2 separate regions of the Homo sapiens genome follow, and region 1 is linked to region 2. A link is a loop called in an ENCODE intact Hi-C map of the cell type or tissue named here. Cell type or tissue: dorsolateral prefrontal cortex. All regions are shown on one strand. Each heading gives the region's core, and the rest is flanking DNA. Links, peaks and the distances in the headings are about the cores only.

Region 1 (8,527 bases), core at 1,688-6,687, 250 kb after region 2:
TGTATGAAGATGGATCTCAATAGTGAAAGAGTATGCATTGTGATGGCTCCTGTCAACAAGAATTTTCCAGTGAAGATTGTATTTACTTGTGCAGAGGCACATTTTAACTGGGCACCCACATTATGCTAGGCAATTTCATGTAAAGAATCATATTTAATCCTCACTGTGAGATGATGCTATTTTCACTTTCAGTTACAGAAAACAAGGCCCAGAGAAACAAACAATGTCCTCCATCTGGATTGTGCCTGCTGTAGGAACAGGAAGTAGGCTCTGCTCATGTCTGGGTATCCACTGCTTTCAGATCACAGACAATCAGTCACTGCTCCTCACACAGCTGCTAAGTGGTGTGATCAGGACTGAAACCCCAGTGCCTCTGACTTCAAAGCCTATGCTGCTCCACTGCACCACAGCATCCATTTCATCAAAGTCAGGAATTCCCCTGTTTTATCTTGAATCTCTATCAGCTGGCCCTGGGTGGTCGTTGTTCATGTTACTCATCATCTGTGTTATCAGTAGGAATGCTTCCGGTATTACAGAAAGGGGACCATGCGTCAGAAAATGGTTACAAAGTGGCAAAAACTGACCTGACTGGGGATGTAGTCAAAGGGCAGGAACGGAGGGTGGGACAGGTCAAGGAGGTGACCAGAAAGGCACTCACCAGGGGAGCAAAATATAAAGAGGCACCAAAACACTCAGCGGTCCTGATAAATAATATTTTAGTGCAATATTTTAAAAATCAGAATTTTTGTAAAAATATCCAATGGTGAAGAAAATATCAACATTGTAAGTAAAGATGGGATCGCACCCTGCCCTTGCCAAACTCACTCACTCACTTCATCGTCGTTACCTTACAGCCCTGAGAGGAGGCAGAAGCCATAAAGAATGAGACCAGAGGAAAAAACCTCTCCTACTCCCATTTCTCCAGGTTTCTAGGAACAGGAATGAGGGAGAAGCAAGGGAATTCTTATCTGCAGAGGTCAGATTTCAGAGAAGTGACCATGATCTCTAGGAAAAGCATAGAAGCTTACCCATGGAAAGATCAGGAATCAGGAGACCTGTGTTCTGGTCTGGGCACCAGCACTAACTCACTGTGTGATTTGGGGCTAGCCCTTTTCTTTGGGCCTCAATGTACTCATTTTTAAAATGGGAGCTTTGAATTGAGTGCTTTCTGGGGTCCTTTCCAACTCAGACATTCTACAAGGCTATGGACTAGCAGATTCCAGGGAGAATACTCTGTCCTTTACTCTATGTGGAAGTGCAGAATTCCAGAGAAAACTTCAGTGGGTCAAATATGGACATCTTCTGTCTATTAGCTTTCCTTGCCTCTTTTCTCTTTCGTTTAGTGGTCAGTGGGCCACAAGAAGAGGCTAGTGGTCAGTTTCCACTGGTCCCTAGAAGTCAGGTCCCATGGAAGTTTGAAGTACTTAGCTTCTTGTAACTCTAGAACATCAGAGCTGACAGTACAACATTGGCCAGCTACGTCATAAGTCAGTTTGTACTAAAGATAATAACTACTGCAATTAGCTGGGTATGGTGGCACATACCTCTAGTCTTAGCTACTTGAGAGGCTGAGGTGAGAGGATTACCCGATCCTGGGAGGTCAAGGCTGCAGGGAGCCATGATCTTGCCACTGCACTACAGCCGGGGTGATAGAGTGAGACCCTGTGTCAAAAAAATCAATCAAACAGACACACAAAGATAATAGCTGCTGTGTATGGATATGTAATTATGTAATAATAGCTGAGAGGCTGTATATAATAATGGTCTACTCCTGCACACAGCTGCTGGTATAGTGTTCTGTTTCTGCCTCTTCCCAGATGCATTGGTCAGGGGGCCGCCAAGATGCAGAGCCCACAGACTATTTCAATCATCAGAGAGAATTTAATAGGAATTATTGTTAAAGAGGTATAAAGTTGTTAATTAGGTAACTGAAAGTGTAAGAAGAAATCTCAAAGGTATCACAGAGGTAGCAACTGCAGGACACATGACAGCCCCTACGACTGAGGGAACAAAATGAGTGTGAGTTGGTTAAATCTTTGAACCTTAGTAGAGGGCCCCTTGGAACAAAAACAGAGACCTCTGAGAAGACGGCTGGCCGGCTGGTGTTGCTTTGGGGGCATACGATTGAGCTTGTCCTGCAAGTGGTGAAAAAAACTGTAAAGTGGGTTCAGCTACTGCAGCTGGAAAAAATTGCTCCTGGCAGGGAGAACAAGCATTAATGGGGGAATAGCACATGCATGGAAAGTGAGGCAAGCAACAAACAGAAAGGGCCACGTCCCTCCAGCCTTGTAGAGCATAATGGGAATCCAGTTGGCAAGGCAAAAATGTGCTTTTCTGAACCTCGTCCCCAGCTCCACAAAGCAGCGTACAGAAGGGTGGGTTTAGAGCTGAGAGTCCATAACTTAATAACTGGCACACTAGCTACTTGACCTTAAGCAAATCACCTGACCTTTCTGTGCATGCATTTACTCATCTGTGAAAAACGAATACTAATGAACTCTTCTGAATAGGGTTGTTATCAAGGTTAAATTAGTTAATATACAGAAGTGCTTAGAACAGTTTCTTCAGTGCCCAATAAGCTAGTAGGCACTTATGTTAAAATAAGTGCCCAATAACATTTACCTGTGTGTTAATTTTAATGTGTCAACTTGACTGGGCTAAGAACTGCCCAGATAGCTGGGCAGGTAAAACATTACTGCTGGGTGTGTCTGTGAGGGTATTTCCAGAAGAGGTCAGCATTTGAATCAGTAGACTGAGTGAAGAAGACCCACTCTCACCAGTGTAGGTTGGTACCAGCTAACGTGTTGAGGACCTTAACAAAACAAAAAGGCAGAAGAAAGGTCAGTTCACTGTGTGTGAGTTGGGACAGTCATCTCTTCCCATCCTCAGACTTTGGCACTTCTGGTTCTCGGCCTTCTTATCTGAACTAAATTACATCACCATCTTTCTTGGTTCTCCAGCTTGCAGATGGCAGATGGTGGGACTTCTTGGCCTTCATAATTGTGTGAACCAATTCCCATTATAAATATGACATGTCTGTGTGTATACATACATATATATAGACACATATATATAATGAATGTGTGTATTCATACGTATATACACATACACACACACATATATGTGTGTGTATGTGTGTGTGTATATATGTGTGTGTGTGTATGTATATGTATATATACACACATACATATGTGCCTTCTATTGGTTCTGTTTCTCTGGATAACCCTGAATTATGCAATCTGGTATTATTATACAAAGGAAAGAGGAAAGAGCAAATATGTCTGCCTTGCCCAAGGCATTAGATTCACATTTTCCTTACATTTTGTGGCTTAATTTCCAGAGTACTTCTCAGAAGTGAATGTCAACTTCCTGATGTTTATACTCAAGGAGAATGAGGTTTGGAGATCTGAGTAGTTTACTGAAGGCACTCACATTGAAAGATTTTATGAAGCTGAAATTCAAATCTAGATGTGCCCCATCCAAAGACCACCCTCTTTATACAGCAACATGCTGCTTCCCCTGGATCAAGAAACACAAGGTAATTATCATCTTATTGTACCACTCACTCATGAAGAGTTAAGCTAGACTTTACTGTCCTTAAGCCTCAGATAATTCACCTGTAAAATTAGAATAAAACACTTGTTTGGAACACTTGATCCAACGTTATAAAAATAGCATGATCGATCTCAATGGCAAGTCCAGCAAGATAAAATAGTAAGGGGAGAACACAAAGTCCTCTACGGTAAGGTCTGCTCTAACACAACATATGTGTTTCTATAAATTACAGCACTGCGGGAAAGTATGCCAGAAAAAACACAAGACTTATGGAAAAAATGGGGTTACAACACTAAAAAACTTGATCAATGACACACAATCACAAAGAAAGTCATCTAATAAAAACAGTAGTGGAGTTGTGCGCGTGTTAAATGGTTAAGATATACTTAGATACCAGAATAAACATGGCATTTTCCTTGCAGAAGACCTGGAGTTTGCTTGTGGAAGTGGGTGCCAGCAGGGGGCAGCTTGGGAGTCCCTGTGAAGTGGAGACTGGGGTTGATCAGAAATCAGAGAGAAAGTTCTAAAACCAGATGTGAATGGGTGTGGCTCATAACACACCCAGTGATCTGCGGTAGCCGGTAGAGGCATGGAGGTGTGTGTGTGTTTTGCATATTCCTAGGAACCCCGGGGTCAGCCGTATGCAGTTTCTAGCAGATGAAATAATTCATTGCAAAGATATATTTACATTGTGCTCAAACTGTTTCCTAATATACTGATTACACCGAAAGAAGTGCAGAGTTTCAAAACAAATGTTACAGCAAAACTGACTGTTTTTGGGTCCAAAAACTTAGCCAGAAAAATACACAATGAAAGAGACATGAGTTAACAGCCATGTGGGTTAGGACGTCCTCTGTGTTGGCAATTGGCAGAGTGTGGAACCAGTGTACTGGGTTAATGAAAACCGAGATTGCACTGAGAACATATATCGTATGACAACAGCAGCAATAATAATAATAAAGAAATTTACAGACAGGGATCTGGGTGAAGATTATGCTAATTAATTAAACACACAGTTAGAGAGAATCTCTTCTGTCCTAGGCAGAGCCGGCACCTTCTCCGGAGGAGAGCCTGATCTGCCGACATGACTGACCATAGAAAACATTGGCTGTATCTTAGGGATTATGGATGCCATTACCTCCACTGTGAGGAAGGTGCTATGGGGATTAGCTATGACAATTCTCCTGGACACTTCCTAGAGCAGGTCAGGGGCTGGACTGAGACCAGGGTTTAAGGCAGTTAGATCCTGACCGAAAGTATTTTCCACTGGACAATGCTGCTACTTCCCTATGTCTTCTGATGGGAGAATCTGTATCTTCATTGCTCTGGTAACTCAGTAAGTCGTCAATGCTAAGTTCTCTTTAAGTGACTAACTAGGCCAGACTCACTTGGGCAGAGTGACATTAATTAGTCACAGCATGGTCGGTGTATAGATACTTTGGACTAGAACCAACATCTGTCGAAATAATGATGTTAAAACTAAGCGTTTGTTCTGCAGAGGTTCTGCCCTCCCTCCTGCCCCTCCCCCATAGATGCATTCCCTCCATCTTTGTACGTGCAGGGCCTCATTCTTCATATCACAATGTCGGGTAATTGTTGTAGGTTCAACTGCCTGTCTCCCTCCCTAACCGAGAGTTCCCAGGGAGCAGAGACTGGGCTTTATTCATTTCAGCACCACAGGGATCTAGCGTGGGGTTTACACATAAAAGATGCTTATGATGTCAGCTCCATGAGAACAGAGACCATGTGCTCATGTCAGCCCTTGGTGTCTAAGCCAGTGTCTGGCATCAAGCAGACGTGCAGCAAATATTTGTTGGCTGAAAGCATGATCCTTAATGAAAGGTCATTTCCATTACATCAGTTAATTAAATAAAAATATATCTGTTCAAAATTATGTGGTCAATGAAAAAAAAGTCCAAGGGCTCTTTAATGATGTGGGAAAATGTTCAGAGTATAATGCTGAGTTAAAAACAAAAAACAAAACAGGCCAAACATTGTGTGGCTCACTGCTGTGATCCCAGCACTTTGGGAGGCTGAGGTGGGCAGATCACCTGAGATCAGGAGTTTGAGGCCACCCTGGCCAACATGGTGAAGCCCCGTCTCTAACTAACTAAAAATACAAAAAAAAAAAAAAAAAATTGCCAGGCATGGTGGTGTGCACCTGTAGTCCCAGCTACCTAGGAGGCTGAGACAGGAGAATCACTTGAACCTGGGAGGCGGAGGTTGCAGCGATCCGAGATTGCACCATTACACTCCAGCCTGGGCAACAACAGGGAACCTCCATCTCAAACAAACAAACAACAATAGCAACAACAAAAATAACAGGCTGAAAATATGTAGATTCAGAATGATACTCATCATGTTAAAGAAATGCCCTCTGGTTTACATGGTTGTCTCTGGGTTCTGAGATTTGGGGTGACATTTACTCTCATCATTGTACCTTTAGGTCACTTTACAGATTATTTAAAATAAGCCTGCATTACTTTAAAAATGGGGAAGAAAATGTTTTAAGAGCAAATAATTTCATCAGGTGCTTTAGTTGGTATGTTTGTTCAGTGTAATTTAAGGGATAGGATGACTTCTGGGAAGGGAACATTTCACAAAATTGTTTTCTTTGCCTTCAGAAGGCCAAATTTTCTATCAGTTTGATGATTCTGGTAATTCGCACATTAACTGGTGGCCTCCTTAGCGGGTGGTGCCCTGAGGAAGAGCATCTTTATTTCTGGGTTTCTATCACAGAGGCAAGAAGGAATCCAGGAACAGAAGGGCCTTCCAGCCTTGTTTTATATTGCTTTATTTATTTTAATTGTGTGACTTTGCTCTAAACTGTGCTGGGGGGTGGTATAAAATTAAAATACACTCACATTGACTAAATCATTGACTGGCAATAATTTCCAGAGATTTGTTTGTTTCTGTTTTTTTTTTAAACTCTGAATTCTATGTTCTATGGAAAGCATTAGTTTCATACCTTTATTTTCATTTCATTATAATGTATGCCATTTTAAAATAGAAAAGAAAAAGAAAACCATCTCTATGAATATAAATCCTATTCCTAATAATAGATATAATCACTCAACATAATAGACCAGAGGTCAGCATAATACTCACCACAGGCCAAATCTGGCCCATAGCCTGCCTTTATATGACCTATTAGCTAAGGCTAGACTATTAGCCAAGACTGTTTTTTCATGGTTTTAAATGACTGAAAACAAATTTTTTAAAAAATAAGGTTTCATGACGTGGGAATTACATGAAATTCAAATTTCAGTGTTGATAAATAAAGTTTTATTGGAACACAGCCATGCCCATTTGTTTGCATATTGTCATACAGCTGGCTTTTGCTCTGCAACAGCAGAGTGGAGTAGTTTCTGTAGACACCAAATGGTTTGCAAGCCTGGAATATGTACTTCCTGGCCCTTTGTAGAAACAATTTGCGAACTCCTGTAATAGGCCTAGGTCAGTATTACAAGGAAAGTTGGAATAACTTCAACCTATATAAAGGCGAAGCTAGATCAGACTGAGAAACAGTCAGAATTCTGAACTAGAAGAAATTGGGAAGGCATACCACTGAGTCCCATTGTGACATGGTTCAGGCCTTCATCCTCTCATCTGGAATGACCCCAGCAGCCTGGGAACCTGTTCCAGCCTCTCATCTTGACACATGTACTGTATGCCTACAGTCCAATCCACCGCTTCCTGCCACCCTCACACAACTGTGGCAAGGTTATCTTTGTAAAGGGAAACTGTGGTTGTGTTACTTTCCTGCTTACAGTCTCCAGGGCCAATGGATAGTTTATGGTAGTGGTCCTAGCTCTGTGCTTTGAGGAGTTCTGGATTCCTTGGAGGAATGTGTAAGGTACAGAGATGGTGTGGGAGGGTTCGTTGAGTAAGCAGGTTGTGGATCTTTCTCTCTGTGCCCCCATTTCAACCAGAAAAGCTCTATTTCTGCTTTATTTGTGTATTATATTTAATTTGAAGAATGGATTCTGTTGTTTAACAAAATAGCTGGAAAGCCACTAGTGGGTCAAGTTGAAGCCTCTTGTCCTGTTCCTGTGTGATCTAGTGTGATAGACACAGTGCTAACCAAACTTTGTTGTTCCCTGTCATTTCCGAGTCTCCCTTGCAGGGAATGGCGTTATTGCCAACGAACGTTGAGTAGAAGTGACTCCCATCACTTCTGGGCTGAGAGAGCTGAGAACCAGTATACTGCCTCCATTTCTCCTTTACCTTGGTAACCTTGCAGGCTACTTGTCAGGATGTTGTATCTAAGAGTTGGCAGATCATGCAACAGCCCGGGTCCCTGAATGGCCATGTAGAACATGATCTCTACCCTGACCTATTTTAGACAGTACAATTAAATAAACAAGCAGACTTTTGTAGTAGAAAATCCCTGGAATTTGGGGTTTATTTATTACTAAAGAATAGCTTTGCATCTGGCCCTTGTTTATCTGTCATTTATTACTTGGTTGGCTGATGTGTTAGGTGGTTGGTTGCTTAATTAATTTAACAACAACAACACACATATATGAAGAGTCTAGTATGTATTATGCTAAGTAGTGAGAATATAAATATCTATCAGCTGTAGCTGCCAACCTCAAGGAGTTTATAGCTGAGTGACTTTCTTTCCATTGCTCACTACGTAAGCACTATCCTGCACAGACCCTGCATCTCCATCATTCTAAACTGTGTATCCCTGAACTCACCCAAACAATTCATTCATCCGTCCCTTTGCCTAAACTGTTTCTACTGTCTATGGACTGAGAAATCTCAGAATCTGAATAACTAATAGCACAACGTGGCTAAAACACACTCTAATAGTTCCTGTTGGTAACAGACCTGTTAAATCATTATGAAAGAAAGAAAACACAGAGCCCAGCAGAGTCAACTTAGCCTAAATCAATTCAATCAGTGTGTCACATGACCCAAGGAAGAGTGAAAACTGCCATCACTCATTCTGATGCCTTCATTTTAT
Region 2 (8,527 bases), core at 1,549-6,548:
CCCGAAGGAATTAATGGGGGTGGTGGCATGGGGTGGGGGAGAGGGAAGAAGGGGGAGGGCATTCATGAAAATCACTGGAAAGTAAATCAGAGGTGGAATGGTGAGGTAACAGTCACGTATTCACGATTACCCTCTCTTCCAAAAACAGACCAACCGGGCATTGAAAAACATAAATAACAGGTTACTATATTTGAAAGAATAGCTCATAATAGCTGACATTTATACACTGGATACATTGCTAAGCATGTAGCACATATTCATTTAGCAAATTTTATTAAAAACGTGCTATGTGTCAGGTTTGGTCAAAACTCTCATAGCACTTACATTCTTGGGGAAAGGGAAGAAAGGCAACGGTTCACGCGATGAAAGGAAACTCTCTGTAATGTTGTGATCAATGCTAGGACGCTCACAGCCCACAGGACGAATTCCAATATTGGCAGCGAGCACGCGACCCACCCCCAGGCTTGGGGCTATCCTGGTCTGGTCTCCACTGTGCCCTTCACGGCCCCACACTGCAGTGGGGGGCTGCCTACCTGCATGTCATAGACCATGTTTGCTTGTACCCCAGGGGCTTGGATCATCTGGTTCCCATTTTCCTGTAGGAGATTCTCTTTCCCCTCCTTCATTCCCCTTCCTCTCAGTTTCAGTCCCTCCTCCACTGCATCTCCTGCCTGCCCTCGGCCACCTCCAGCCATGCAGTAGCTGGGTCCATCCTTGCTGCCCCCCATCGTGCTGTGCTCTCCTCTCTTGTGACACATCTCTCCTTTTATCCCCCGGCCAGCCTTCCACTGTCTGAACCGCTCAATACCGGAAACACCCTGTCCCCGACCGATCTCAGAATTGCAAAAACATGTTCTTTAGACTTCGCCTCATTTAGGATGCTCTGGCTCACGGCAACCTGCTGTGTGGCAGGTGGTCCTGGGCACCGAGCTGGCCAAGCCAGAGGCGCAGAGGCAGAAAGCTGTTGAGGTTATTTCTACTCCCCTTTCTCTACTGGGCCCTAGCTTCTTGCTACACTAAAGCTTGCACGCTCATTCTCAAGAGCTCGCCCCCCACTGATACCTCCCTGGGGCTTTGGCCTTCTCTTGCTCCTGGATCTCAGCTTAGCTCCTGACATGCCTGCGCTCACACATGCTAACATGGGCCTGTGACATTGCTGTTACTCCCGTGGAGGCTGGGTCACTCTTGCTTTTCTAGGTCTTCCTTTGCCCCAGCTGAGACTTAGCCACAGTCATATTCAATAACAATTCTGTTCTCCTTGTGCAGAATGATGGCAGCTTTAGAAAATAGATGAAATGGTTCATGTAATGATGGCCTAAGGGTTTGGCCATCATTTGGATTCCTCTGTTTGTCAGGAGACTGGGGTATCTGGAGGGCTCAAAGCTCTGTAATGTGATGCAATTATTGGTTTATTTGTCTGGTCCTTCCACTGGCTAAGACTCTTTTTCTGAGAAAGCAAACAGAATTTTAGCTCCAGAATATGAGCACCTGGGCTAGTACTTTGGTAGGTGCTCCCTGAATATTTATAGACTAAATCGCTATTTGGATAATCTGAAATTTACACTGTGAATTCTGTAAAATTAAGGTCCATTTCCTATCTCTAAATCCCTAGCGTATTTGCCAACCATCCACTGAGTATTTAACATGTGCCAGACCCTGCACTGGCACTGAGGATGGAGAGATGTATGAGACAAGCAGGAAGACCTCGGATGGGGCAGAGGCCCATATGCAGGTATCAGAAGAGAACCTAACACCAACACGGGTAACAGCAATGCGGAGGAGGAGGCTGTTCACTCCTCTCTGAAGTGGTTAAGAAAGGACTCATAAGATCCCTGGGTATTTTTTTTGAAATAGAGGTGGGAGAAAGAGCTTCGGCTCTGAACCTGGATGCTATTGATGTGGTGCTTGCTGTGATTATTCTTATAGATAGCATGGATTGAGTCCTGATGGTGTGCTTGGTACAAAGCTGAGTGCTCTCTAAGATCATCTCATTTATTCTACTGTAAGGCAGGCTGCTATATAAGGCAGACTCTAATCATCCCCATTTTGCTGGGGATAAGTGAGGTTAAGTTATTTATTCATGTCACGGGCAGTAAGTGGTAGAAGAAGAAGCTTTTCATTATTCCAATTTGGTGACCTTGAATCTCATGGTCTCTACAAAGCCTTCCCTAACGATTGCACATCTTCGGGAATTCTCCTTTCCTTGAATTATCATGGTACTCTGAAACTTTTGCTACACACCATCTTTTCCATCATTGCACATTAGTCATGCTTCTCTAATAGCTTAGTGGTGGCTAGTCCTACTACCTAATCTGTTAATAATTTTTTTTTTAAATGAAGGAAGCAAAGTCACCTACAGGTGAGCACTGGCACAAAACACAGTAGTGTTCTAGTCCCTTGCACATTTTCCTCTCAGCTTGTTCACCGCAGTAGCTGTCATGAATATTATTTCAATCAGGTATCCTGACACACGTGTGTTCCTCCATTGTGATTTTGGACAAGTTATATGACTTCTGTAAGATTTTATTTAGTTGTCTGTACAAAAAGGATACTCTCTTCCTTTGGGGTGACTTGGGAATTACTGGATATGGTGCACATGAAAGCAATCAGCTTTAATTTCCTGACTTTTTTCCCTTGAGATAATATGTAAAGCTGAGTGTTGCTTCCAATAATAGGGGAAATGATCTAGTATTCCATTTATATGGCAGAATGTTGATTTGGGAATGTAATTAGACTTAGATCAAGAAATCAAGGTCAACCAGGCAGGGTGGCTCACACCTGTAACCCCAGCACTTTGGGAGGCAGAAGTGGGAAGATCGCTTGAGTTCAGGGGTTCAACACCAGCCTGGGAAGCATAATATAGACTCTATCTTTCCAAAAAAAAAAAAAGAAAAGAAAAGAATATTAGTTACACTTGGTGGCATGTGCCTATAGTCCCAGCTACTTGGGAGGCTGAGGCTGAGGCAGGAAGATTGCTTGAGCGTGGGAGGTCAAGGCTGTAGTGTGCTGTGATGACACTACCTGTATTAGGGTTCTCTAGAGGGAAGAACTAATGGGATAGATATGTAAAGGGGAGTTTATTAGGTATTAACTCACACGATCACAAGGTCCCACGATAGGCCGTCTGCAGGCTGAGGAGCAAGGAGAGCCAGTCGAAGCTCCAAAACTGAAGAACTTGGAGTCCAATGTTTGAGGGCAGGAAGCATCCAGCAGGGGAGAAAGATGTAGGCTAGGAGGCTAGGCCAGTCTCTCTTTTCACATTTTTCTGCCTGCTTATATTCTAGCCTCACTGGCAGCTGATTCGATTGTGCTCACCCAGGTTAAGGTTGGATCTGCCTTTCCCAGACCACTAACTCCAATGTTAATCTCTTTGGGCAACATCCTCACAGACACACCCAGGATCAATACTTTGTATCCTTCAATCCAATCAAGTTGACACTCAGTGTTAACCATCACACGTCCGTCTGCACTCCAGCCTGGGTGACAGAGACCCTGTCTCAAAAAGACCAAAATCAAAACACCCACACAGAAAAAGAGGGCTCAATTCCGAACTTTAGCTCCTATTAGCTCTGCAGTTTGGGACATGTAATTTATCTCTCTGTACTTTTCACCCTTTTATTCATAAAACATTTATTAAGCAATTCTTATTTTCAGAACCCCTAGAGCAATCAACAGACAGACAGAGCCCTGCTTCATGGAGCGTCTGCTCTCTCCTGGAGCTCACACGCTGAAACAGACAGGATGCAACACCTCAGGGTTGTTGGAGAACCAGGTAAAGCACTATGAAAACAAAGATGTATTTTATAAATATAATTAATAGAAAGAACACAGTATTTGGAGTCAAAGGACTTGGACTTGAAACCTGGTTTTATTCTTCCTGAGCTAGTGGCTTTGGAGTGAATGCAGGCCACTGGCTTTAATTTCTTTATCTGTTAAATGGAACAATATTCCCCTCGTCACAGCATGGTAGGACAGTTAAATGCAATGTCTGTGAAAGCATTTTATGAATAGGAAAACAATCTGTGAATATCAGTCATTTGTTAATTATTAGTCATTTAAAATGAAGCATAAGGAAATCTCTTATCTCAGAAATTAAAATATGTCTGCAATCAACAATTGCTCAGAGGATTGTCACATTGATAATTGATAAAGCATGTTAGGAAACTGGTAAGCATTGGTTAAAAGGTCCGGAGATGCCCACCAGAGTAGGCTGCCTGCAGAGCCAACAGAAGTTGGCTTAGTGATAAGCGATCTCTGGATGATACTGACCCATGGGGTCACTCCAAGCCCATTGCTGTAGCTCTGGCCTTCCTAAGAATGCTCCTGATGCTTAGTGCATTTCTCACTATCGGGAGAAGGACAGTCCAACAGTGTCCACAGAGAATCTCAGGCTAGAAGTCTGTTCTTCAGTAGAAGGTGAGAAATTTGCGTAAGGCACCTCTTTTGTTTTGTTTCAGTTACCCACGAGCTTGATTAGTGTGGCTCACCCTCTAGTGCCTCCTGATTTAGGGAGAAAATAAACTTCTCAGCTACCCAAAGCCGAGGGTGAACTGCCTGCCCTGGGTCCTGCCTGCACAGGCCGTCTAGCACCGTCTCCTGACGACCTCAGAGGGCTGCCCCAGGGGGCAGCAGAGACCACTGGCAGGGCTGAAACAGGGTCCTTGTCTGAGGAGACAATGGCTCATTGTGCACAGTGACCTGCTGTATTCTAGGCACTGTGACTGGCCAGGAGTGAGTGGTCATTGTGCATACGGTATACAGACACATAACAAAATTCATCTTTACAACACACTGGGAGGCGGGCAGTTGCAGATCCTGAGTGAGAGAACCAAGGGACTTGCATGAAGTGGAACGATTGAGTGTAATGTGTGTCTTTTTCCATGCACAGCCCTTGCTTTAGGTGTTATCTCAGGCAGGATGTTCAAGGAACGGAGGGATACATGAGGGAGAAAGACAGGAAGGAGCCCCCAGCCCCCAAGAGTAAACCAAGGCCCCAAGGCACTGCGCTAAGTGCCACCAGAGAGGCAGATGTCAAAGGTCAGAGAAACAAAGGTCACACCTAGCCAAGGACATCAGTTCAGGCTTTCTGGGGGAAGGAGCATCTTGAGGAACAAGACTACGTCAGGTGGAAAAGCAGATGACTGAACAGGCATTCCAGGAGAAGGAATGGTGTGAGCGGCGCCATCCTGGAAAGCTGAAACCCCAAGGTGAGATTTTACTGAGAATCTGAGAACACTTGTGTCTATTTCTTTTGAGGGACATATTCTAAAACTGCAAGGTGGATAGGAAAATAGAGCCAGCAGGAAATTAACGCAGTAATAGCAGCATACTGGCCCTGAGCAAAATGAGAGCACAGCTATCTTCTGAAGAGCTGAACCATGTCAATTCACCTGGTGCCTAGGGCACTTCTGACTTTGGAAATCCTGTTGACATTGATCAAGCTGAACCAGCCTAGCCTGAACATGATGACAGCCACTACTCAGCCTGTGCTCTTCTCAGCCTGGACTGGAGCTGCACGAGCTCTGCCTGACCACTTCACGTGGTCTCTGGGAAAGTCAGATCCGAAGGAAAGAAGGCCACAGGGGGCCCAGAGAGAAGAAGGTGAACTTTAGGCCCTGGCTGGATCCGATTCGGAGTTGAACAGATTAAGTTCCAAGATTAGAACCAGACTGTCCTGACTGTACAGGTGTAGGGAAGTCACCTTAAGCTTTGCATGTTAAATTGCAGTCTCTTTATCTCTAAAATGGAGATGATGATTCTGCCTTCAAGGTTTGATGTCAGGATAAGAGGAAGTAACACAGGAAAAACAACTAGCAAGGGGCCTAGTCAATGGGAGGTGCTGGAAAACATTAGTTTCCATTGCCACTGTGGAATAGTTAGAATGAGGCAATCATATAGAAAAATAATTAGACTCTTTCCTATCCTCAAAATACTCAAGTTCTCTGAAAATGCAATGTGATTATTTTTAATCAGCTGATTGGGATCCAGGATGACTTCATAGTCTTGTGAACCTAATTGAAACACATCCAGCTCTTATTGCTGTGAATTGGAGAACTGCAGGCTGCTCTGAACTCACAGTGACCCCTGTACAAATGACCATTTCATCAACTGCCTGGGGAGGAGGTTCAGAGGCATGAAAGGGAGACACGGGCAAGGACATAAGCTCATTTCCTTCTGGGGCTTGAGGAGTTCGTCAACAACATTTTAGTGATTCAGTAATGAGTTGCTGGTTCCCTAGAGGCGAAACAGGTCTCATGCTTCCCTAGGGAGGCATGAGACTACCAGAAGATAGTTTCCTATCTCGTACATCATCTCTTGATTTTACCATCTGACCTGTTCAGTTTATCTTTGTATGGTTTCCAGCTCCTAATTGCATACCCTGGCATGACCCAGCCACCTCCATTGAGCCCTTCATGGCACATGACTGTACCTTCCGGCTGTTTTCAGGCTGGTGAGAGAGACCCTTTCATATTTATCCTCTTGGTAGCACAGTCTTCTCTGCAGCTGAAGATAGAAGCCAGGGTAGTGATTCTAAGTGACACTTCAGATGTCACTCTTCAGCTACCTGAGATGAAAAATTGGGATTCCTGTTTCATACAAAAGGAGCTTGAAATTGTACCCAGGGTATGGGAAGATGCCAAGATGGTGGCAGCTACTGAATGCTGGGATCTTATAAATAAATAGAGGCTCAGAGAAGTTTCAATGACGCAGCTGGTACGTCAGGGCCAGTCAGAGAGGGACTTAGGTCGGTGTGATCTCACATCCAGTGCCTCTTTGTTCATCTCAGACCCGCTTCTGAGGCCAAACCAGGGCAGTGACAGCAGGAAGGAAGGGGAGGAGTGGTTCCAGAATTCCTTGTGGTATGAGAGGCATGACGTGCCACACAACACGTCTCCTAATGCTGGGTGACTGTGAAAAAGCCTCTAACTATTTTATTGTAAACCCCAGCAAATGCCAGGGCAACCTAATGACTTGGATTCTCCACAAAGAGAAAGCTTTTGGCACTGAGACAAAGACCTTAAATCCTCCTAAAGTTAAAATGAGCCCTAAATTTGCATTTCAGCTCCCTTCTTTGATTCTTTAGTGGTTTAACTTTGAAATGAAACACAAATTTCTTGGGGGATTTTTCTAAACTGGTTGCAAAGACCAGATGACCAGCTTCCCCGGCTCCTGTGTGTTTAGACCCTGTCATCACAGCCTGTGTGTCCGTCCCAGTCCCACTGCAGGGACTCAGGCAAAAATAGTAAGTGAGGTCAGACCTCAAAGGAAAAAAAAGCCCTTGTTATCTAAACAGAAGGAATCAAATCATCTTTTAAGTCTAAGGTTAAGAAATGCCTTACTCCTACTTGGATCTGTGTTTGTGGATGAATTACTTAATCTTTCATTCATTGGTACACGGGCTCAGAATGTCTTCTGCGAGCCGGATGCCAGGGAGGATGAGATGTGGGCCTGGACACAGCAGGTTTGCCGTGAGGCCAGTGGTGCTTGAGCTTCAGGGTACCTCACCACGCTCCTGGCCTCTTCCAAGGCAGAGGGGCCTTGGTGATGTGGCACACGGTCTTAGGATTTTGTAAAACACTTATATGTAACACTTAAACGTAAACACTCCCTCAAAAGACTTTAACTTCCATGAGACCTGAGCGCTCTCTGGTCCTTTCCCATGAGAAGCCTGGGTCTTGTGGGAGAGACATTCATTCAAACAAATGAATTCCCAAGCACATCAGAGGCACTAAGGTAGAAGTCAGGCAGGGCACAGTGGTACACAAAGGAGGGACCCCTGACCTGCTGAGAATACTGTTCCTACATCTAGAGCTTGGAGTAGGGTTCCGTCCTGTTTCCATGCCAACTGGGTGGATTGCAATTCAATGCTGATCCAACTACCTGGAGTTAGCGCAGGACTCTACATGTCAAAGGCTTAGGCCTCCACAAGACTGCCCTGACCAGATGCCAGCCACACTATGGGGGTCTCCAGGCCATTGCACTTCTATCCAACTGGTTATAAATTCAAGGGCTCCTGTATTAGTCTGTTCTCACACTGCTCTAATCTGTATTAGATTAGACATATGGAATCTAGACATACTAGACACTGGGTAGTTTATGAGGAAAAGAGGTTGAATTGACTCAAGTTCTACATGACTGGAGAGGCCTCAGGAAACTTATAATTATGGTGGAAGGGGAAGCAGGCACATCCTACATGGCGGCAGATGAAAGAGAGAGAGAGAGAGACAAGAGGTAAGAGCCCCTTATAAAACCATCAGATCTCATGAGAATGCACTCACTATCATGAGAACAGCATGGGGGAAGCTGCCCTCATAATCCAATCACCTCTCTCCCTCCACATGTGGGGATTACAGGCCCCTCCCTAGACATGTGGCGTTTACAATTAAAGATGAGATTTGGGTGGGGACACAGAGCCAAACCACATCAGTTCCCATGACCCCCTCAGGTTTGATAATTTGCTAGAACAACTCACAGAACTCAGGCAAACACTATACTTTATGATTACAGTTTTATTATAAAAGGGACA

Evidence for each region. Peaks named below come from ENCODE experiments on the same cell type or tissue, not always from the same donor. Only the 100,000 strongest peaks of a DNase experiment are listed, where the experiment ranks them.
Region 1: a loop joins it to region 2, with 2.4 times the contacts of the local background. A loop is called at or near these places in 2 of 110 quality-filtered maps.

What each region holds. Positions count from the first base shown.
Region 1 is chr2:12,412,749-12,421,275 of GRCh38, forward strand. The region is part of intron 4 of MIR3681HG (MIR3681 host gene); the gene reads left to right. Among named protein-coding and RNA genes, the nearest start is that of MIR3681, 220 kb to the left of the region's middle. RefSeq lists an enhancer at 118-167. In dorsolateral prefrontal cortex, for the core only: a CTCF peak has its summit at 4,004 (motif pointing right); a DNase peak (open chromatin) is centred at 4,050.
Region 2 is chr2:12,163,084-12,171,610 of GRCh38, forward strand. MIR3681HG (MIR3681 host gene) reads left to right here. Exons shown (of 6, transcript NR_110196.1): 3 at 3,655-3,772. Among named protein-coding and RNA genes, the nearest start is that of MIR3681, 32 kb to the right of the region's middle. RefSeq lists an enhancer at 234-735. In dorsolateral prefrontal cortex, for the core only: a CTCF peak has its summit at 4,629; a DNase peak (open chromatin) is centred at 4,638; H3K27ac peaks cover 1,223 bases.